Regions from separate parts of the Mus musculus genome. Here regions 2 and 3 are each linked to region 1. A link is a loop called in an ENCODE intact Hi-C map of the cell type or tissue named here. Cell type or tissue: heart. All regions are shown on one strand. Each heading gives the region's core, and the rest is flanking DNA. Links, peaks and the distances in the headings are about the cores only.

Region 1 (7,692 bases), core at 1,181-6,180:
TGCCTCGTGTCAGGCACAGAAACTGAGAGCGTCAGGGTATTTGATGACTCCAAACCAAAGGAGCTAACAGGAAGGTCCTCTGTCTCTGAGGAGTCCATTTCCAAATTGGAATCGTCTTTTCCCGTGTTGCTGCTGATCTCAGAAACGTTGTCGTCTAAGGTTTAGGGGCGCTTACCCTGTGAAACTCTGAAAGAGGTTCCTGTCCAATGCAGCTCATTCTGTAGCAATGGCAGCCGAATGAGCTGATGGTGGCCTCATGTAAAGTCCTAGGGGTATCACTAGGAAAGACTGGTTCAGGAAACTGCTTCTCTGGGCCACAAGTGGCCACTTTCTAGAGCAGAGAAGCAGAGGCCTGAGAGAAGCAGAGGCCTGAGAGAAGCAGAGGCCTGAGAGAAGCAGAGGCCTGAGAGAAGCAGAGGCCTGAGAGAAGCAGAGGCCTGAGAGAAGCAGAGGCCTGAGAGAAGCAGAGGCCTGACAGAAGCAGAGGCCTGACAGAAGCAGAGGCCTGACAGAAGCAGAGGCCTGACAGAAGCAGAGGCCTGACAGAAGCAGAGGCCTGACAGAAGCAGAGGCCTGACAGAAGCAGAGGCCTGACAGAAGCAGAGGCCTGCAGCCAGGGCCCTGTGGTACTGAGGCTCTAGCCTCTGACTAGATCGTCTTGAGTGACCAGTGCTACTCGGTTCAGAACTTTACCTCTCACTCAAATCCAGAACCTTGCTCTAGTTTGGATAAGCAAGCAAAAACACAGCCTCTAGGGTGTTGATTCCTATGTCTGAAAACACTGTAATGAAGCCCCTTAGCCCCTAGCTTTAAAAATGAATTACAGATACACACACACAGTAGAGACATATGTCCCCGAGCTGTCAAAGCCTCCCCACTAGGGCTGGAGCGGCAGGAGAGTGCCCTAAAGCCACTGGACGGAACAGCCAAGGAAGGCTGAGTGACCCTGCGTGAGCTCCAAGGAGGCTCCAATGTGCAAGACATTGGTGGAGACGATAAAAACAGGAAACACCACCGGACCCTGGTGACGCACACCTTTAATTCCAGCACTCGGGAGGCAGAGGCAGGTGGAATTTGAGTTCAAGACCAGCCTAGTCTACAGAAGGAGTTCCAGGACATCCAGGGCTACACAGAGAAACCCTGTCTCAACAAACAAACAAATGGAAATACAGTCTCACCCTCAGGTGGCCTTCAGTACTTTGGGAAGACAAAGCTCTATGGTGATTGCTGGTAATACAAGAGTTATGGAGCAGAGAAAGAGTGCTTTAAATGGCGTTCCTTAGCAGAGTAGAATCTAACTCCTGGATTCTGAAAACAGCAACCACTAGTTATGGATCTCTTTTACTGTACCCTCCTCCCTTTTCTCTTCTGTCCTTCCCATTGCCCTTAATTGTAGGAGGGGGGCACGGTGAACAAGACTTTCTTCTCGACACTTAGAAGGCTGAGGTTCTTCCTCTACGGTAATCTGAATAATCCAAAACTTGTCAGGCAGGCTGCAGTAAGGACATCTGGATGAATCACCTCATCCTAATGCAGGCTTAGCATCCCTCATTAAAAATTCTGAGACTGAGTGCCAACATGATCCTACAAGTAGGAGATGCTACACTCGACTCCAAGTGTCATGGTCAAATGCGGGCACGCTAGAACGATCATATAACCAGCCTTTAGGATATGGGAAGAAATGAAATGAAACATAAATGAATTTTCTGTTTAGACTCGGGTCCCTTCCCTTACATACCACATTGAAACCTCTAATGTCACAAACACTAGAGTCCCAAGCCGTCTGGATGAGGGATGTTCAGCTTGTAACATGGAAGCCGCCTGTGACCAGCTAAGTCCTTGCAGTAGTTCTGTTGCCAGGCTTAACACATTTAGAAGTTAAGAGGATCTGACCTAAGCTTAAGAGATTAGTCTATATATCCTGGACAATTAGTAAATTCCCAGTAATCATTAAGTCTTGTCATTTGAACAAACCATAGACACTTTTAATGGAGCCATTTCAGCGAGGCTGAGAAATGTCTGTTTCCTAAAGGTGTCAGGTAAGCAGGGGGTGTGGGAGAAGCGAGCAGGTTCTCTCAAAGTCAGCGGAAACCACTTACCCAGGGTTTTCCTTATCAGGTAGAGCTGATCCACGTCAGATTTTCCTGGCCATAGAGGCACTCCGGACAGTAACTCAGCAAACACACAGCCAATTGCCCAGACATCTACAGGGGGACCATACTGCGTGTCTCCCACTAGCAGCTCGGGTGAGCGGTACCACCGGGTGGCCACGTAGTCCGTGTAGTAGTCACCTGGTCCAGCTGGCCGGTGCAGAAACGTGGAAAACAGATCAGTGGAAGCCCGGAGTCAAAACTGAGCAGGGAAAAACCTAAGAAATGAAGCTTTTCCGAATCACCATTCTCAGTGCTAGCTGCTGGTTGTCATCACTTGGCTGTAGGATGTTTTAAATTACTGATACTTGGGCTTCCTCCCGGCCCAATTAATCCGAACACTTGGAGAGGGCCCAAGGCTACCCGCATACTTTTTAAAAGTTCCTTGGGTGTTAATCTATAGCCAAGATTAAAAGGCATTCATCTGAAGTATTAATTCTGGTAAGTATTGTTTGGGGGGTTGGAGAAGGCAGGAGATTAGCAGGCTTTATAATAACTTTTGTGCTACAATTTACATATAGCATACATATCTAAATTGTTGTGTATTTATACATTTTTCAAGTTATATTTCATTACAAGATTTGGCAGGAACCGTAATTTGTTGCAAGATTATTCCCGGGGCAGAATACAAGAACCAGCTTTCTGTAGTATGGAAACCAGCTGTCCCAGCAAGAATGTTCCTTTTACATTGAAGAAGCCGTGGGTACTCACTGAGAAGCCGTGCGAACCCAAAGTCACAGAGCTTAATGGCTGACTGTTTGGTGATGAGAATATTTTCCGGCTTCACGTCTCTGTGTATGCACTGGTTAGAAACAAACAAACAAACAAAACAAAATGTCATGAAGGTGCAACTCTAATATCTGCCACGAGTAAAGGGCTGGAATATTTAGCAGATATTGGATATATCAGTTTAATCTGCCATTGACCTGTTGGATACTAAAACAGCAGACTAAAATAAACCTAGTTCCATACCTACAGACAGAATCATTTCAAATTCTTGAGTGGCCACAAAAACCAAGAAGTGTGATAGGAAAAATGACTGTCAAGAGCCAGACTCAGCAAATAAAAACACGTGAGATACCTAGTTACGTTTGGATTTCAGATAAACGACTTTTTTTTTCAGTGCTGGGCATCAGTCCAGAACCTTAGCCGAGCACGCCACCTGACCTCCACCTCCAACCCAACTAAAATGTTAAGTATATCTCAAACAGTCTGCATTAGAAAAAGGAACTTTATATTTAACTAGGCATCACCCCTAACCTGCCTGCTGTCTATGAAGGGGGAAAGGACCGAAAGGCTTTGAGGCTTCAGCCTGTGGCAAGAACGACAGACAGATTGGAGCAGAAGCCCGGTTCACTGGAAGGCGGCTTGCTCGCTCGGTAAACAAGACAAGCCCTGGGCCTGCTGAGATAAGCTGGGAGAGAGAGGGCTGGAAGCTCGTGTGCCTGCCAAAAGATCGCCCTTCCAGCTCTGACATTTGTCCTGACAAGATAAACAAGAGCTGGCTGCGGCCTCGCCGTCCGGGGTGCGTCGTGGTCGCTAGGTGTCAGCTCTGTCCCACAGCACAGAGGAGCCCAGCGGGAGACTCTTGCATCCTGCCTCACCCGCTGGTATCAAGCTACATTCTTTAAGAGGGTGAAGCCACTACCAAGAGGAGCGCTTGAGGACTCCCACGGGACTTTCTTATTAAATGACAATGTCTTTGATAGATAGACAGATAAATAAATAAATAAATAAATAAATAAAATCTCTTAAGTCAACAACTTTTAATCAACGGTTAACATTTAAAATTGAGTTGGGACAAAATATTACTCCGGGTTCTTTGTGACCCCTCCCTTTTCCCAAGGGTTTTCCTCTCTGCTGGGAAACGCTGGGTCTTTCTGCCGCCCCAGTGACTGTTGGCCTGGAGCCTGCAACTCTTGAGGGTTCCTTGACCCCAGAATCCGGAAAGAGGACAGAGGCTCTTCGTGGGCGCAGCAATTCCCACTCCAAGGGACTTTTAGGGCGAGAGAGCAACGTTAGTGTTTCCCATCAGCATTATTATTCTGGAAAAAAAAAATGGAGGCGGGGTGGGGTGGATAAATTACCTTATAACCTACCTATCTGGTTCTCAGTAATCGATGGCCCTGGGCTCTGAAGTCTTTCACCAGCCATTTTGCATTTTGCTATAAATAGGTCCTTCCATGAATGTCGTGATGACATATGGGCAGAAGGACTCAGAAACAAGAATGTGCTCCACCCCCCCCCCCTTTGTTTGGGAATTCTTTCCAAGCTCAGCACCCTCCCCCCATCAGCCCCCCCCCCCCCCAGCACGTGGAGCCCAGCAGCGTCTGCGGCTCTCCAGAGAGCTGTGGTATGCACTGTATTTATCTTCACTTTCCTCAGATCTCCCCCACCAGGGCTGGCTGGCGAGCTTTCTCGTTCTTTCTGCCCCCTCCTCTCCCCTTCCCTCTGTATCCTCCAGCCCCACTATCTGTCCTGCCACCCTTATGCTGAAACTTGTTTGTTGGGAAAGTGCTAATCACCGATCAAAGCGTCTAGCATCCACTCGTCCTGCCTTAAAATGACTGTTTTCACTGTAAGGAGTCAAACCCAAGGCTTCATGCAGGCAAGGCAAGAGGTCTAACCATGGAGCGACACTCCAGCTCTGATAAGGATTCTAGGCTTCCGATAATGAAAGCCAAAATAATGACTGTTCCCGTGTTTTCTCCTTGTAAGCAGCTTCAGGAAAACTTACTTGGGGCAAGCTCAGAGGGGATTTAACCCCTCGGGCCTGGGTGACCAATAACTGGAGTCCAGTGAAACTCTAAAATTCCCTTCTGGGATTTTGAGTGTTTTTAGTGGTTGGACTCTGATTCCACCCCCCCACACACACACCTTTTTCTTTTCTGCTATATTGATTAATTGGTTGGTTGATTGATCGCAGTACTGGGAATCAAACTCAAGGGCTCATTCATTCTGAGTACTTGACCACACAACTGGGAGCCAGCCCAGGAAGCTGGCTTCCATGTGTAGAAAGGGGGCAGCTCTGTGTGGGGTGAGAGAGGAGAGCAGATTTTTCAGCATCTATGAAGCCATGTCACATGGGCAGTCTCCTACAGTGGCTCCCCCCGCACCCCCCCCCCCGCACCCGGCCCCCCGCCCTCCCCCCAGTCCAGCTGTGGCAAAAAGGACCAGACGCCCATTTAACACTCCTATCTCACCAGGGCAGACACTAGGACTTGGCGCCTAGGACTCCACCCATTGTAACTGCAGCAAGCATCTGGAGTTACCTCTTCCAGTTCAAAGTCTTTTGGGGAAACCAATCCAATAATACAGACTCTCTAAGTAAATGGGGTTCCTTCTTCCTCACATTTTACAAATTAAAAACAAAAACCAAAAACAAAAAACGACTAGTTTTTTTAAAATGATTTTTATAATGTATGTTTCCATAAGATCTGCCATCTTTAAGTTCCTTACTCCCCTCCGCCCCCAGGCTTAGGAAGATTTTCATGGAAAAAAACGTATACCCACAAAGGTGGGGTATGAACTTTGAATAAGGCTCGGTTTTGGCTCAAGAGAAGAAGCCACCTGGGTGTTCAAAGGGGGTCGGGACACTTACGTTATGTTTATGGCAGAAATTTACAGCCTGCAGTGTCTGCCAAGTTATGTTCTTCACGAGAGGCTCTGGTACCCTAATAAAAACAAAAGAAACAGCACAAACACATTCTTCACTCTAGCCATGGACCTCAGCTCAAGAAACCCAATCCAGACGGGGGCAGGCTTTGGGACTGAAAAATCCCGGGAGACACAGCCTCCTCTGGATCCACAGGCCATCAGCCCACAAATCCAGTGTTGAGAATGTGTGACCAGCATGCTGCTGAGTTGTGGGGAAAGCAGGTTAACAAAAATACAAACTTGGATTTTAAAAACAAAACAAAACAAAAAACAGGGAGGAACAGTGAAATATTTCAACAAATATTTATGACCTGGGACTGCCTGAAATTTGAACTCCTCAGTTTTTTTCTTTGTCTTGTTTTGTTTGTTTGTTTTGTGTTTTTTTTTTTTTTTTTTTTTCCGAGACAGGGTTTCTCTGTGTAGCCCTGGCTGTCCTGGAACTCACTCTGTAGACCAGGCTTGTCTCAAACTCAGAGATCTGCCTGCCTCTGCCTCCCAAGTGCTGGGATTAAAGGCGTGCGCCACCACTGCCCGGCTTGTTTTGTTTTTAAAGAGAGGGTTGAAGCATGGTCTTGCTAAGGTGGCTCCAAGACCTAAAATTCGAGATCATCCTGTATTAACCTCCAAGTGCTGGGATTACAGGCTTGCACCACCAAGCCCGGTTCTATAATGAGGCCCTTGCTAGTTAATATACAGCACAAGAGATGGCGATGGCGTGCTCTGTGCTCCGGTTGCTCCAAACCGTGGTCCTGAAGCAAGGCTTCTGTTTGCGTGTTCAGCATTTCCAGATGCCTGAGTCACATGCTTTGTTTGTTTTCTTGGAAGGGAGAGGAAGGAGATTTTACTGAGACAAGGAGGAGGTTTATATTGCATACCATATAACTAAAGTTCAAAGTAACTGAAGACACAGAAAAGCATCGTGTTCTTTTCCCACACTGCACCTCTCTTCTCGTCACCCTCACGCCGTGCTTCTCTTTCCTCTCCTCTGTCACAACATCTAACCGTGCCAATTCCCCAACTCTTCCGCACAGATTCACTGCCGATTTAACCAGGACAGCCGAGCCCTGCCAGATGCCATGATGCCGTGCGCGCGCACGAGTGTGTGTGTGTGTGTGTGTGAATTGGGAAAGGGCATCTCATGGAAAAGCAGGCTACTGTACAAGACAAGGGATGATTAGAAAGAAAGTTGTTCTGGAGCAGAGGCTCACCCTAAAGCTGTAGCTGTCTGTGGTACCCAGTCCCAAACAGGGCTGCCTTGTCTGGCCTCAGTGGGAGAGGATGCGTCTAATCTGGTAGAGATTTGATGCACCAGGGTTGGGGGCTACTCAGGGGTGACCCCATCTTCTCAGAGGACAAGGGGAGGATGGATGGAGGAGAAGTTTCACTGAAGGGGGAATCGTGAGGTAGGGCAGCGCTTTGGATGTTAATTAATTAATTAATTAATTAATTAAAAAAGAGTTGTTTGTTTTTGGAGACAACCCCTGGACACACATGCTAGACTTATTATTTTTATGAATCAAAAATTAAATGGTGTTGTGGCCCTCAGCCAAAATTACTATGAAGTGGACCAGGGAGGAAACTGTGTAGATGTGTTAAAGGTGATCACACAAAGTCACTTCTGGCCCTTGGTAGAGGCCATAAGGCCACTATAGTCACAGACCAGATGTGCAGGAAATCCTTTCAGGCAAATCAAAGGATGCTTGGACAGACCCAGGGACAGCTTGCCGGAAATGGAGAGGCCACCTCCAGGAAGAATGGGCAGGACATTTTTGGATTGGGATTGTTTTCAGGCTTGAGATAGCTTCTCACCAAATCCTCATCCTTGTTCTAGTGACACGTAGGCACAAACAGCAGGAAAAGTCACCTGTCAGAAAAAATGACCTAG
Region 2 (7,692 bases), core at 1,640-6,639, 49 kb after region 1:
GGTGAAATATGTAGTTGATTTATTACTTTTTTTTTCTTTTTGGCTTTTCAAGACAGGGTTTCTCTGTGTAGCCCTGGCTGTCCTGGAGCTCACTCTGTAGACCAGGCTGGCCTCGAACTCAGAAATCTACCTGCCTCTGCTTCCCAAGTGTTGGGATTAAAGGCGTGCACCACCACTGTCTGGCCTAAAAGTTCTTGAAGTGTCTGCTCACAAGACACGGCCGTGCCACCTTCTTCCTGTGATTGTCCAATGGTTCTGCTGTCCCACCAGCTTGTTTCCTCAAGAGCTCCCCCCCCCCCCCCCCCCCGCGCCTTCTCTGTCACTCTCACTGATTGCTCATTTTTCACAGCATGGGACAGAAGACTGACTGACCGCAAGCTCTGGGCACAGCACAGCTTCCATTTACTGTAATGTTTTCTAGCCATGCAGCTTGTGAGCAGGAGGCCTTGGCCAGGCCCTTTCTTAGGTCTTTTCACTTTCCCGAGTTAGAGGCTTGTCTGTTGTGTGTGGCACTCCTCCTGAGGAGCCCATTTAACACATCCCATGTAAACAGCCAATGTGCATTCTATTTGACTATTGGGGGTGTGTGTGCAGGCACACACTCATTGGGGTCAGGTGACAACACTGTGGAGTCAATTCTTTCTCCCTCCACCTTCACATGGGTGGCTTCTGGGGACCAAAGTCAGGTTTGCATGGCAAGAACCTCTATCCAGTGAGCATCTTGCTGCCCAACCCCAATATGTGCACTTTAAAGAACAAATACTTTATAGTTCATTTGCGTAACATTTTATTACTTGTATATTGCATAGTGAAAAGAGCAGAGTCGGAGGACTCTTGGTCTGGCTCAAAGAACTAACCAGTATGTAACGTGTAAGTTGTTTAACTTGGTTAAACTCTTACCTCCTCATTTGGAAGGTGGAGATGATAACATGGACTTTATAAAACTGTAAAGATGAGATAGGTACATTGTTTTCCTCAAGTATCCGGTCAGACTACGTCTATCGTTTGCTACTCTTAGCCCCTGTGTTCATTACCTCAATGCTAACTGTTCTTAATAAATGCATTAAGACAGCTGGTACCAATAAAACACATCAATTCTGAATACTAAGAATTGTAAAATAAAAACAAACTAAAAGACAACCCTATCCTTTTTTAATTTTAGTATACTGGTTTTTTAAAAAATATAAAACAACATCATTTATCTATACTATCCCATCAGAAATTCCAATTTCACTTAAAGTTTTTTTTTTCCTTAAGCCTACTCACAATGAATATCTATGTATGTGAAAACCCCAAGATTACACGTGTAATTACTTTCTCCCTTGGCATAACATAAGTAAAATACATAATATGGGCAGTTAAATACTTTTTTCCCAAACATTAGGGGTCATGATATATATAAAGATTAATTTCTTATGCATTATCCCTAATGTAAAAAACAAAATCACAGGTATATTATACTGCTTGTCAAAACTCCGGTAGTCACACCTGGACACTACACGTCCCTGCTGAGGCTTTGTGTCCACCATCAGTATTTCTGCACGAGCCCTTACAACCATCTGGAGTTGGAAACCAATTCCCGTTAAGGCAACCCTGTATGAAACTGTCGTAAAATATTCTGTTAAGGGAAGCTGTATGTGCTAGACCTCCAACACGCCGCCAGGAACCCCCAAAGCACTACTCTGAGAAGGTAAACAACATTTTCACACATTATAAAAAATTTCAGCTGCTCTGCAACCTTCCTTTGCTAAAAGTTAGAAACATTACACCACTCCAGCAAGAGATTAATAAATAAGGATTAAATATTCTATCTTACAAAAACATACAGAACGGCCAATGTCAAAGTGAAAGGCTTGTTCGATAACGTCTTATCAAATTATGTTCACTAAGAAGGAGTAAGACATGGTATAAAATGATATAATGCTCAGTAAACTCCCTCTCCAGAGAATCATGAGTTATTTAAAAACACCATGGCACCTTGTTACAAACATTGTTTTTTAAAAAGGACTGTGTTTCTTGGAACTAGAGGACTATTTGTCTCATAGCTTTTATTAAGCAAACTTGATATAACCACCACACAGTGGCAAGAGATTGACTAGCTGTTTCCAGCTACAGAAAATACTGAATTCTATCCTAATGTACAGTTCATTTGATATAAAACCCACAATAATTAAAGCAAGTTACACTGCAGTCGGCACTGAATTCCCTTAACACACTCTTGTTTTCAATGGAACATGTTCATTCATCCTCTTGTCACTTGGAATTCGCCTCTGCTGCTTAGTAACTGTTTTCATGTCCAGCCAGGATGTAGAGATTGCTGTGTGCTGCAGGGTTTTCTGTTGGCCGGCTTTCCAAAACCACCACCCTAAAAGAAACCAAGGAAAAGCTTAAGTATTCACATGGCGTCCCCCATAGCCAGGAGAACCAGCTTGTTCCACAGCCAAAGTCATTAGCGTGCTCCACAACTTCTAGCACAGCTGAACAAAGTTGTGTTGTTTTGTTTGTTTGTTTGTTTGTTTTCGAGACAGGGTTTCTCTGTGTAGCCCTGGCTGTCCTGGAACTCACTCTGTAGATCAGGCTGGCCTCGAACTCAGAAATCTACCTGCCTCTGCCTCCTGAGTGCTGGGATTAAAGGCGTGCACCACCACGCCCAGCTTTTTTTTTTTTTTTTTTTTTTTTGGTGAACAAAGTTGTTTTATATAAAGTATTGTCACGGTTGGGGATAGTTCTCACCTTATTCCCACTGAACACAAATATGCTTACTCAGTTATGCCAACAACAGCTGTGGCAAATGTCTCAGGCATCTATACCAAGAGAAGGAGGGCTAGAGAATCAACAGAACCCTAGGAGGACCTGTGAACTGCACACAAGTTCTTTGAAAACAAATGGTTTAAGACAAAGAATAGCGTGCTGCCTGCCCCACCTCTCCCTTTTCCCAGGAGCGAAGACAGGGAGAGCATCAGCGGACTGAAGGGGGGGGGGGGGCGACCAAGAGCTACTCCACAGCATTTGAATTATGAGGAGAGGTTTAATAGAATAAGATATAATCCACACAAAGAAGGAAGCCTAGAGGGCAAATGGAAGAGACAGTTCACACACACTGAATATTTTTTGTGTGAATTTTACGCAATAAAAACATACCTTATACATTGTGGAAATGTAGAAGGAAAAAATAAAATTACCTGTCTGCCCAGAGTTAACCACTATTAATAAATATATAAGCAGGCAAGGGGATTTCTGAGGAGCCCAACTACCTAAGTTTTATTCTTGGGACCCACGTGGTAGAGAGAACCAGTTCTTATAAGTTGTTCTCTGATCTCCACATGTGTATACACACAGACACACTAAAAGTTACAAAAACTTCTGTGCATATATAAAGAACCAAGGGGATGCCTAAACAAGAAGATGAGCCCAAGGAGTCGCAGTTCAAAAATGAAATTTTAGAGCAAACTGTGACAGAATAACGAGACGTTACAAAGGACAGTCAGGCAAGGAGAAGAGTCCGGGCAAAGAGGAGAGAAAAGCATCAGCCACGAGGTGTTATGTTCTACCACCAGAATCCTCAGAGTTACAGAGCCACAGCTCAATGGCCAGCCCCTCCAGCAGCAGAGTTGACCCTCCAGTTCCTGCTGACTCCTGGTTTGTGGTCACAGTACTTACTGTCGTGCCCGTGGCTGCCATTCTCCTTCACTGAGGTAACCACCATTTTCCAGAAACTCCTTTCTCCTTATAGCCTCCCTTCAAAGAGTCATTCACTCTATTCTCCCACTCCTTCATCACGCGGCTAACGCTTAGGCAATGTCAGATGGGACCCGCTAACATCTTACAGTAAGAATGCTTTCCAGACAAGGTGAGCTTTTTATGACACAAAACTAACACCTGATGGTTTCTGTAATACTTATTAGAAAGAAACACACCAGGAAGACAGAGTGGGAACTAAGGGATGCGAAGTCTTGTTCGGGTCAAATGGGGGTGAGCACTGCTATCTACACATGTTGCCTTGGCCGAATGTAACTGTCTCTCAAAGCACACCTCTCACCCTGAAAAGACTGGGAACTCAACAAACTAAATCTCACTCACTCTCTCAATACAATCGTCTCTCTAAGTTGATGAGCCCTCTAAGAATTCTGATTGTAACCCGACACGGGCTGACAGTTTAGTCAAGAGTTTGATCATTGCTACTTTCACATAATTATATTAATACAACCAACCTGTCTGATCCCAGCAGGCGGAAAACCCTGGTCTCATCTGAAATTTCCTGGGTAACCTGTGGATGAAAATAACCATCAGTAAACTATGGCCCCAGTACTGCTTACACAGTAACTTAACAATCACTTAAATCTAGCAATGAAAGGGAATAATTTTTCAAAGCTATAATTCCCCAAATCAAATATATTTCAATTAAGTTTGTTTTTTGACTCTCAGTAGAAATGGGCCAGTATTTACAGAGCATCTAGTCTGGGTCAGCTGCTTTCTGTAATTTCTGTAAGGACTCTGTGTGCATGCATTTGAATTCTTTTCTTGTTGGGACCCTCCCCCTCCCGCAGGCCAGAGAAGTTAAAAGTTACAAGAAGGTCATGTAAGCCTTCCGTGCCAGTGAGGTGCTTTGGGGCACCCTGTTGCTCTTGCCCAGTGCCCGGGGTCATCCAGTGTTAGATGACATTTTCTGCTTTCTGCAGTCTTCAGAGCTGCACCACCACACACAAGCACTTCCCAAAGAGTGGGGACTGTGGTGCAGCCTCTATCCAAATGGACAGCCACTGTGTGCCAGACTCCACCTCCCTCTTCTGTAACGGAGTCGCTGCTAGGGTGCGGTCAGCATCACTCACGGGTGCTCCCTCTTGACCGACCCCTGCTGCACAGACAGCTGCCTACGGACATGATGTGCTTTTGATGTTCCCCTCTTGCTATTTTTACGTGTCTTATTACATCGCTTGTTTTCTAGAACCTTTTCCTAGATAAAGTATCTCCACTTGGGTTGTTATCTTGGTCTGGCTCTTGGGGAACTCAAATTAACCATTGCTATGATTAGTGTAAAAAGTCTGTTAACCGGAACTTGTAGTCTGGAAAGACATAATGAATGTTAATCTGCAAACAATTTAGGCGCTGTATACTCCAGGGGGCTAATTTTTATGGTATGAAGTTGAAATACTCTAATTACTGTGGAATGTTAGTTTATGGCAGAGGTTAAACTTCAACTAGGTGTACGTCAAAGGATGAGAATATCACAGAAAGGCAGACGTGCAGAGAGTAGTTAAAGTGAGATGCGTTACAAGCAGGCAGCTACATGGCTGGGCATGTTGGTTAGCAGAAAGCCCCTTCCTTGCATGCCTGAGACCCTGGGTTTGAGTTTTCCAAAGATAGAAATGACACAGCGCAGAGCGTGAGAACAGCTAGCACGCTCAGTGTGCTGGCTGTGCTCATGGACTCTAGGGAAAGCCTGTCTTGAACACAAAACAACAACAGAATAATTAGCACTGTGGCAGTGAGCAGGACTACAGATCTCACTAAATACAGGGACCTGGTGACATTTAGTGACCCAGGTCAGTAAATAAACCAACTCACCAATGACTGCTGGTTTATAACATCTTTTTCTTAGAAGTATAAATATTTATTAAAATATAAATAAGGGTATAGATAAACTAAATTCAAAAGCAAGAAGGTCCCACTTTCAGGCAGTCCCGTGGATTTATGAGCCTTTGGTGTAGAAGAATCTGACATCGGGAAATGCTTCCCTGAGGGCTGTCCCTCAGGGAGGGAGCCAAACTCTCCTCTGCATAAAAGCACCCTGATCATCTTGGCTTAAAGTGATGCTTGAAGACCTTCCAACCTAGGCTCTGCCATTTCATTAGGCACGTGCCTACTTCACTGAATCATTTTGAGCCTTAAATATGCTAATATTTGCAAACTGCCTGGAACATAATAGGTCTTATATATTATTTATAACAATAGTAGCTATGAAAAATAGTCACTAAATTTTGAAAAATGAAGCGAAAGGAATGAGGTTGTGCAAACATTTAGGAGTTCCTCATGGCTACTGGGGATTCAAAACCAAAGTACCAAAGTGAACATATAGGAAGAGAGAACACTGATGCGCATCCTGCCAAGCTACGGCATCCAAGGCACTAAGCAAAGCCATGTGACTCAGAGAGGACAGGAGAACAATGAACATTTCGCCATTAAAATCTAGCGTAGGAGTCAGGGAGGTAAATGGTGCAAACTTACCTCATCTGATTTGAAGCTTTTACCCTGCATCCCGTGTTTCCAGAAAGCCAACACGCTGTCTTGAAGGCACACTGAGAAAGATGAGGGGACATGTAATGGAAGCACAACAGAGTTCCCCAGACTGTCTTGGTTTTTGCCTTTTTTTTTTTTTAAAGAAAAGATTTACTTTTATTCCTTTTAATTGTGTGTGTGTGTGTGTGTGTGTGTGTGATGTGCGTGTGTGCAGGTGTCTGCGGAGACCAGAGCCAAGGGATCCCCTGGAACTGGAGGTACAGGCCAGAAAGGGTCGCTGGGAAACTCCAGCTGCAGGCCTTGCTCTGCAGCCCTGAGCCATCTTTCTGGCACCTCCCTAACTTTTTAACAAATGATAATGTAAGGCTTTTCAAGTGCTTGGGGCAAAATTCCACTGTCTAGACCATTACTGCTCAACATTTTTGTGACTAAGGAGTGTCTAAACTCAAGTAATTGACTGAGACAGTTACAAAGCTTCAAAGATGCATGTTGCAGGCATTTCTCCAACACGGGCTGACTTGATAAACTGAGTATTGGCTGTTGACTTCTCTTTCATATGCTGTAGCTTCTGTTTTAAGTGATTAAAACAGTAAAAACATGCAGTGGGGTTTTGGATTTAAAAGAAGTTATTCAAGTAGCTACAAGCAGGTAACTTTTATGTTCATATTTTCACATTACAAAATTAATTTAAAAAAATAAACCCACTTCATAATCCAAAACTTAATCACGTTGAATATTGTGACCTCAGGCAGTTGCTAAGTAAGTATCTTATTATTTACTGACTATTCTTGCAACTAGAATTAAAAACCACAACCATAAACAAACATAACGGTGGAAAAGAGTCAAGATTACTCTTCCCTTGTGCTAGGGAGCAAATGGAGGGGGCTTTGTACTCGCCCGACAAGCACGCAATCCATGCTGCTCATTGGGATAATAAGACCATGGTTAGCGCATGAGTGTCTGGGACACAACACAACTCAGCCTAATAGAGACAGAAGCATTTGACGATGACAGATCGCATGCTTCCCTAGATGTGACAAAGCTTAAAATGTGTCACCATTTTAAGCTTTACTGAAATGGGGTGGCGGCCATCTAGGAGGAGACTTCTGTCCAACAGTAAAAATTCTCCAGACAGTGGGGCACACGTGACATCAGTACATCTCAGCTAAGAGGCTGAGGATCTACGCCACACTCCTTAAGGATATTATGTCTTAGAGCCTGACATGCCGTATGCAGTGTTTAACAGGGACGGAAGACACAAGCTTCCGAAGTCCCTTCTTTCTGACTCTTCAGATAGCTTAGGGTTTCTGCCCCAGCGAGTTAGGTACTTTTCTATCATCTGTTACACAAGGACACAACATATTTACCCACTGTGCACAAGAAAATTCTAGTTTAATATGAGAAGCTCAGGTTAGAATAAAAAACAAAACCAGAACCCCCCCAAACAAACAAACA
Region 3 (7,692 bases), core at 1,640-6,639, 140 kb after region 1:
TGGGATGGCGGAAAGCCCGTCTCTGTGGAGTATTGATAGTTTTGGTTGAAACAGACACCTAAAAAAGCAAGTAATAAACACTGAGCTAGACACAGCAAGCAGCAAGTACAAAGACGGTCAGGTTCGTCTAAAGGGAAGGAGGAAGCAAGACGCTCACTGTCTGGGAGAAGATACTGAACAGAGGAAGTAGCAAGAACAAAGACTCCAAAGGAGGAGATGCTTATTGTTGTTTAAGGAAAGCCTGCAGGCCAGTGTGGTAAGAGCAAAAGGGAGAGGGAGAGTGGTGGGTGAGATTAGGGGTCAGGGTGAGGGGCTGGGGCTTACTAGAACCAAGAACTGTTTTCCTAGACAGCAATGGTGGCAACAGGTGGAGGATGGGGGAGGGAGGTGATCCTCAGGAATTAGAACACACCAAACAGAAGGGCACACGAGTGTCTAAAGGCTGCGTGGGACTCAGAGGCTGGCCTAGCCCTCAAGTACACGTGATAACGTGAGCTTGATTGAGAAAGGTGGGAGGCCCAGGTGGGGTGGGAAGCTTTCAGCCTCTGATGTCTGTTGAGCTGTGGAAGTGAGCAGCAGGACCAGGAAGCAGCTGGGTAAGAAGAAGCAGGCAAGCAGGCAGGCAGGCAGGCAGGCAGGCAGGCAGACAGCTGTCCTTTTAATGTAAACATTGCTTTCCTAAGGAAGGATGCAGTCCTTCCAGAGAGCTGCTCTGAAAAGAAAACCGTGGAGGTCTTAGCAAGATCCTTGTGTGGGGGAAATACTCCCTTTAAATTTTCTGTACCAGGGGAAAAAGGGGGTAGGGTGGGGCAAAAGCTAGAATTTAGAGTATTGTATAATTACTATGAACGGAACTGAACTGGTCTAACTTTCAGTGAATCATAAGACAAAGATGATTTAAAATGGGACCAAGAAAGCAAACAGGAGTTTCTGTTTTTTAAAGAGCAAGCATTTCCTAAAATGGGTAATGAGCAAATAGAGACGTTTGTGCTAGCTACCATTAACTTTCCATAAGGAAGGGGATTCCATTCTAACTGTGCACTTTGCATCAAAGGTAACCGAGGCCAGAGTCAGGACCTTGCTCACTGCTGCTGCACTGCTCGGTTGCTAGAACAGTGTCTGCTTGGGCCCAAATGCCTCGTTTTCAGGGGTAAAAAGCCTACCCAGAGTTCTTACCTCAGAATCCATCACCCCAAGGTACTACTCTCAGCAAAAAATTACTCAAAAACAAGCAGAGAAAAGAGATGTTTTCCTTGCATTATACCTGTGCAAGTCAACATACCTCAGTGGGGTCAAGCAATTACTCATGAAACACAGCCATCAGGGCTCTATGCAGATTGCTGTTTGGAACATACTGATACATACATAGGTCAAAATATCAAGCTGTTGCAAAAGGAAAATAAGCTTTTATTTGGGGGGGGGGGTGTTAGAGACAGGGTTTCTCTGTGCAGCTCTGGCTGTCCTGGCACTCACTCTGTAGACCAGGCTGGCCTTGAACTCAGAAATCCACCAGCCTCTGCCTCCTGAGTGCTGGGATTAAAGGCGTGCACCACCAACACCCAGGTCAAAAATAAGCTTTTTCTTAATCCCCATAAGGAACTGCACTAACTCTGCCCCTTTGGGACAAAGAACAAAAGCCATGAGGGAATATTGGACAGTGTTTTCCTCTGAACCCTTCAAAAACTTAGCAGACTTAAGAAATCGGTTTGCTTTGCTATGGCATGTTTTTTGTTGTTGTGTAACGGCAGATTACAAATTTATTATTATTTGTCTTAATATAAGAGACCAGTAAAAAGGGTAGCAGTAATTATCCACTCATGATTATGGAATGCTATAAATCCCATAGAGAGGAATTAGTTTAGTAGGAAAACCCCATAAGTTATATTCATTATTATCAACCAGATACAAAATGCCTAAACTTCTGCCAGGTGACAAAGGTCTTCCTCTAAATATGTTTAAATTTCATTACACTTTGTTTATTTCCTGGGAGTGTGTGAGTGTGTATGTGTGGGGGATCCGTGCTTCCACCAAGAGAATCCGGGGACCGTTCTGGGGTCCTAAGTAAGGTTTGGCTCTAAGGGCCTTTAACACCCTGAGCCACCTCACCGGTCCCCAAAGACATCTTCCTACAGGCTGTCATGTTTACACACAAATCCTTTTACTCCAGAACCAGATTACTTACAGTTGACAATTTAGAGTCCGGTTCCACAGAGATTTTTTTCAAGGCAAGTTCACCCAAACCAGTACAGGACGCAAAGGTCTAGATTTACAATACTCTTTCCTATCTACCGCCTTCCGCGAAGCATTTTCCCCCCACATCAACACCAAACCATCCTCCGGAATAACTTCAATACCATAAATACGCCTTAAAACCACAAAAAAAGCTCAGCCGTGGTCTGGAAGGTGCGGTTAAGTCTGCCGGTCGCTAGCCTTAGAACCGATGGGGAACCCAGGGTGCTCGGAACGGTGCGGCGGGCTCCGGGCCGCTTCCTGGCCGGACGCTGTGGTCCGGCGCATCCCGGGGGTGCCCCACGTTCGCAGGCCGGGCCGGGGCCTCACCTTGTACACGTCCCCGTAGGTGCCGCTGCCGACCCTCTGCACCAGCTCGTAGTCGTGCTGCGGGTTCCGTCTCAGGATGTCGGCGGCAGGCCTCAGCGGGGCCTCCATCTTCGCTGCGCCCAGTCCGGGGCTCTGCCCGCCGCAGCCGTCTCCCGCTAACGAGGGCGCGCGGCGCTTCCCAACATGGAGCCTCGGCTCGCAGCTGCGCCTGCACCGGCGAGAGCGAGCGCGGGGGGCGTCACGGGGCGCAACCCCGGCAGCCTCCGGGCCTCGTCGGTCCCGCCAGGCCCCGCGCCGGCCGTACCCGAGAGGCCGTCCGTTCTTGGCCGAGCGCCGGCGTCGGAGACCCGCGTCTTCTCCGAGACGGCCGTGCGCACAGTCGCCGCCGCACCACGTTCCCCACCCGCGGCTGCGTCACCGGGAGACACGTTCGCGGCCGGCGCGGATCGAGCCTGGCCCGCCCGAGAACGCAGGCCGCGGGCCCAGACTGCCGCCCTGAGGCCCGCCGAGTGCACAACACCCTGGACGCCGCCGCGCCCCGCCTCCCAGCTGCTTGCGGGGCGCCGGAGGCGTTCGTGCGGCGTCTGACCCGCCCAGCCTCGGCCAGGATTCGCCCAGTGGCCGGCGGACTAGAGGAGGAGGGTCTGTCCGCAGGCCTCCGGAGCGCTGCCTTCTGCTTCCTTTCGGTACAGGTAAACTGAGGCCGCCCGGGCAGGAGGTGGGGGAGTGCCGGGTTAACTAAATGCCGGCACACCCGACTGCACCGTCCTGTTCCACACACTGTTCCCGGTGGTACCAGTTCCGAGGCTGGACCGCACACCTGCAGAACCTGTCTTCCACCAGGGTTTCCCAGAGCCATTTTTGAAAACCCCAATTCCTTTCGAAGTTTCTGTGGTCTCTGGGCATCACCGCAATATTGCAAGTGTTAATGGGAGGAGTTTTAGAGATGCTAAAGCAAAGCTAGGGACCTTTGTCTGATTCTGCTTCCAAAGTAGGTGATCTGGGACAAGGCATACGTGGCAACATCCCAGTGTCCTTATCTGTAGCTGGAAGAGGATAGGTTTTGCATTTGACACCCGAGAAATGTTTGTAAACCATTTTTACAGCATTGTAAAGAGGAGTGTAAAATGTAAGAGGCTTTAAAATGTAAGAGGCCTAACTAACAATGCCCAAAATATTGGGCAGGAGTTATGAGAAGTGATTTGGTTAATGTTTCAATCTCTTTTGTAATTTGAGTTCCAGTCTTGTTCTTAAGGTAGAAATGAAGTTGCCAATTTTATGTATACTGGTAAAGTTACTTCTAGAGTCTTACAGAGATTTTCAGTTGGAAAACCAGATAAGGACTGGAAAGATGGCCCAATTGTTAGCAGCACCGGCTGCAGCTCAGAGGTTGATTCCCAGCACCTGCGTGGCGGCCCACTCCTCATTAACTCCAACTTGGGATCCAGAGTGGGCTGGGAGGGAGGGCCAACGCCCTCTTCTGGCCTGTGTAGGCACCACATATGCATATGGTGCACAGCTGTACATGCAGGCAAAACACAAAATTAAATAAAAATGTAAGAAAATTGAAAAAACTAGAAAAAAAAACGACAACAGAACAAATTTCAGATGACACGTGACTCCAGACACACTCTAATTCTGTTTTGAGAAATAACTTCTTATAGCTAATAAATGAAGAAATTAAATTAACACCTTAACGGAACAGAGACTGTATGCATTTTCTCGTGATCCACACACAAAGAGCACTTATTTAGGGAACATAAGTAAGCCCAGACTTACATGCCCCAGGGACAAAGCCTGTGTGTGTGCTGCACTGAAAAAAAAAATGGTTGAAGAACAGTTCCTTCTTTGAAATCTTCTTGGCACTTGTTTTGGTGGGCACATATTTTTGGCTTCGATGACTCAAAATCTCTTCAAGTGTTCTATTGGTATCTTAGTACTTGTTTACTGTCATGGATTTATGGTGGTCATGTAGTCAAACCCACCCTTACCCACTGTGTGACTAGGCCGTTGTGGGATATTCATGGGTTGAAGGCCTTCCACCACACTGGCCGCAGGATAGTCAACCTGGAGGGCCAGTGTTGTGTGAGGGGAGAGCAGTCTTCCAAGTTTAGAGTCAAAATGGGGATGTTGATCCTTTGTCTAGTGTGAGATGTATTTGCTCTTATTTATACCTGCATTATCCCGTAGAGAGTTTGAGGCAGCTCACACAAAATACTTATTTTTACACAAGATAAAAATAAATGAGAGGAAACTGCATCAGATTTGAAAGGGGGGAAGCAGGAAACCAGAACAATGCAACCAAAAGAGAGAGAGAGAGAGAGAGAGAGAGAGAGAGCAAGAGAGAGAGAGCACAAAGAAGACTTGAGGGTGGGTTTTCTTTGTATGCTTTTGAGAGGAAGATGAACAAATTGATCAAGAGAGGCGTATCTTTTCCTGATGCTAAGACCTCAGAGACATTTCCCTTGTGAGCCTTCACAGAGTGGAAACCTGAGTAGCCAGCTTGAGACAGAGATAAATATCCTCTGACAAGCCTCCAAGTGTATTGTTGTAGGAACATACTGTTTAAAATGAATTAGGTAATAAAAAGTTGGAGGTCACAAGTGAAGATAATTTATGTTGCCAGTAATGGCAGATCCATATGCTCTGACCATCAGCCAAAGAATGGATAGCCTGGAGAGACAGGCGTCTGTGCTGCTGGGAATCAGTGTCTGCTACAGTCATCATTTTCCTAGTACCACAGATGAAGCAAACAGGAAGACATTTGCTTTACACTAACTTCAAAGGAATTTTTAGATTTTTTTTTTCAGAACTAGCTGAGTTAATTTTAACAAGGTCAGTGATGTAAAGAAGTTCAAATTCAATTTACTTATAAGCTGTGAGTAGGCTTAATTTGAATCTTAAACAATTAAGCATGTAGTTTCCAAGTTGAAAGTTACATACTAGTAAGTCAGTGTAGCTAATGTTGAAAGAGCACTTACAATTGCTCAGTTTTATAGTGACAAGCTATGGAATAAGAAGAAACATGACTTAATAGGTATTTCATTCAAAACACACACACACACACACACAATAATACACAATAAGTAAATGTTTTTCAGCTTTTAAAAATATAATTTTGGCCGGGCAGTGGTGGCGCACACCTTTAATCCCAGCACTCAGGAGGCAGAGGCAGGTGGATTTCTGAGTTCGAGGCCAGCCTGGTCTACAGAGTGAGTTCCAGGACAGCCAGTGCTATATAGAGAAACCCTGTCTCAAACCCCCCAAATATATATATAAATAATTTTGATGCAATTTATTTATTTCTTGGGGGCCAGTGCTAATGCTATGGTGTATGTGTGTGCATGCCTGTGCGTATGTATGTGCATGTGTGTATGAGTGTGTCTTAGAGGACAACTGTGGGAGTCAACTCTGACTTTCCAGTATGTAGATCAAGCTCAGGCCATTAGGTGGAGGCAGCAGCTTATATAGGCTGTGTGGTCTCACTGGCCATATTTTCCAGCTTTTTGCTATTTTCCATATAACAAACTATTGTGGTTTACTAAAGGTTTGTTATGCTTTTCCCTCTCTTTTAATCTTCTTCACTAAAGTACTAGCTGTGATTCGTGATCTCTACAGTCAAGACTAAATGACAACAAAAATCAAGGCCATAGAATTTTTTTATGTTTTATGTAGTCTAGGTTCAAAATTTATTATCCAAGCAAAACTATCTAGTTGAAATCTTAAAATTAGGCTGCTAAATATGGAGGCACATGCATTTAATTCCTGTACTTGGGAAGCAGAGGCCAGGGCTGTACAACTGCAAGGGCCACACACTGTAAACTGAATAATTCCAAGGTCTCTGTCTGTTAAGAAAGGTACAGGTACTGAAGGTAATGGTCTGGGGTCCTGTGTCTGGGACCTGCTTCGGTCATTTTGAACAGATAGAGTAAGGATGGAAGTCTTAAATATGAGTTGAATTTTCAGCATAGCCCAGATGGAAAAGCTATGAATGAAAGAGTTAATAAACTTGAAGATGCTATAAAATCTTGCCAAATACTTACCTATAACTGAGATGTGTGTTGACTTGAGCATCTGCCCTTCCACTTGGGCTACTTGAAGCTGGTACATAATAATGGCAGTCTCACTTTTTAAAATTTCTGTTCTAAAACACCATGTCTAAAGAAAGTTATAAAATAAAGGATTTAGTTTGACTTTACATTTTTAGAAGGTCAGAGTCCATGATGGTGGCACAAAGGAACAGCTGAGAGCTCACATCTTGATCCACAACAATCAGGCTGAAAGAATCACATGAGTCATTTGAAACATCAAAGTCACCACCCAGTGACACACCTCCTCCAACAGGGCCATACCTCCTAATCCTTTCTAAGCAGTTTCACTAACGGGGGACAAAGTGGTAACATAGATGGATCTATGGGGGATGGGGGGACATGTATTTTCATTCAAACCACTACAATGGCTTACATCACTACATGAAAGTGCCAGAATTTCCCTCATACATTGTAAAGGAAAGACTCTTTAAATTCAGGAAGATGGAAGTGTTGGGCTTTTGTAGCTATAAAGTGTATTTCCAAATGCTGAGGTATAGAAGGTTGTATTCATATCTGGTAGATCTAGTCACTAGTGTTTGACTCACGAGGGCTCTGACCTAAGCGATGGCTTGATTCATTGGCAGGGTCAAAATCTGAACGAACGTTTGGGTATGTGGGAAACCGCGGAAGGTGGGACTTCTTCAGAGGAAACAGGTCACTGGGTACATTCCTTTGAAGGATAGTTTTGTGCTCAACGCCCTACTTGGTTTCTCTTCCCTTCCTGGCTGCTTTCAGGGGAGAAGCTTTGCTTCAGTAGGCCCTTCTGCCATAAACCTTTCCTCACCACACAACCAGAAACTATGGGGCCAGTTGACCACAGCTTATAGCCTCTACACGTTAAGTTTTAAGTGGTTTTAAGTGGTTTCTGTCAAGTGTTTTGTCACAGTAATGGGAAGGAGACTGGCATATCCTCTACTGTGTTCATCCTGCACAGTTATGCTCTGTCCACACCTCCTGCAGGAGGGCCTGTAGAATTTAATCCAACCAAGACATGGAGTGAAGAAGAACAGAGAGATCCTTTCCAACTTCACTGGTAACTGTT

What was found. A loop is a pair of places that touch in the nucleus more often than their neighbours do. Peaks named below come from ENCODE experiments on the same cell type or tissue, not always from the same donor. Only the 100,000 strongest peaks of a DNase experiment are listed, where the experiment ranks them.
Region 2: it touches region 1 in a loop (2.1-fold over the local background); 8 of 42 quality-filtered maps call a loop at or near these places.
Region 3: it touches region 1 in a loop (8-fold over the local background); 30 of 42 quality-filtered maps call a loop at or near these places.

The regions. Positions count from the first base shown.
Region 1 is chr12:69,754,347-69,762,038 of GRCm38, forward strand. Cdkl1 (cyclin-dependent kinase-like 1 (CDC2-related kinase)) reads right to left here. Exons shown (of 10, transcript NM_183294.2): 4 at 5,752-5,824; 5 at 2,862-2,952; 6 at 2,100-2,300. Among named protein-coding and RNA genes, the nearest start is that of Mir681, 5.8 kb to the right of the region's middle. RefSeq lists an enhancer at 3,063-4,916. In heart, for the core only: a CTCF peak has its summit at 3,692; DNase peaks (open chromatin) are centred at 3,585, 4,085, 4,535 and 5,925; H3K4me3 peaks cover 2,321 bases; H3K27ac peaks cover 4,120 bases.
Region 2 is chr12:69,802,987-69,810,678 of GRCm38, forward strand. Map4k5 (mitogen-activated protein kinase kinase kinase kinase 5) reads right to left here. Exons shown (of 32, transcript NM_201519.2): 30 at 6,226-6,296; 31 at 4,212-4,267; 32 at 771-2,365. The coding sequence ends at 2,278. The region is part of intron 2 of 4930512B01Rik (RIKEN cDNA 4930512B01 gene); the gene reads left to right. Among named protein-coding and RNA genes, the nearest start is that of Cdkl1, 16 kb to the left of the region's middle. In heart, for the core only: no CTCF peak of the experiment used is centred there; no DNase peak of the experiment used is centred there; H3K4me3 peaks cover 282 bases; H3K27ac peaks cover 1,274 bases.
Region 3 is chr12:69,890,094-69,897,785 of GRCm38, forward strand. Map4k5 (mitogen-activated protein kinase kinase kinase kinase 5) reads right to left here and starts at 3,070. Exons shown (of 32, transcript NM_201519.2): 1 at 2,560-3,070. The coding sequence starts at 2,667. It overlaps Atl1 (atlastin GTPase 1), which reads left to right and starts at 3,012. Exons shown (of 15, transcript NM_178628.5): 1 at 3,012-3,251. In heart, for the core only: a CTCF peak has its summit at 4,069 (motif pointing left); DNase peaks (open chromatin) are centred at 2,588 and 3,068; H3K4me3 peaks cover 2,134 bases; H3K27ac peaks cover 2,073 bases.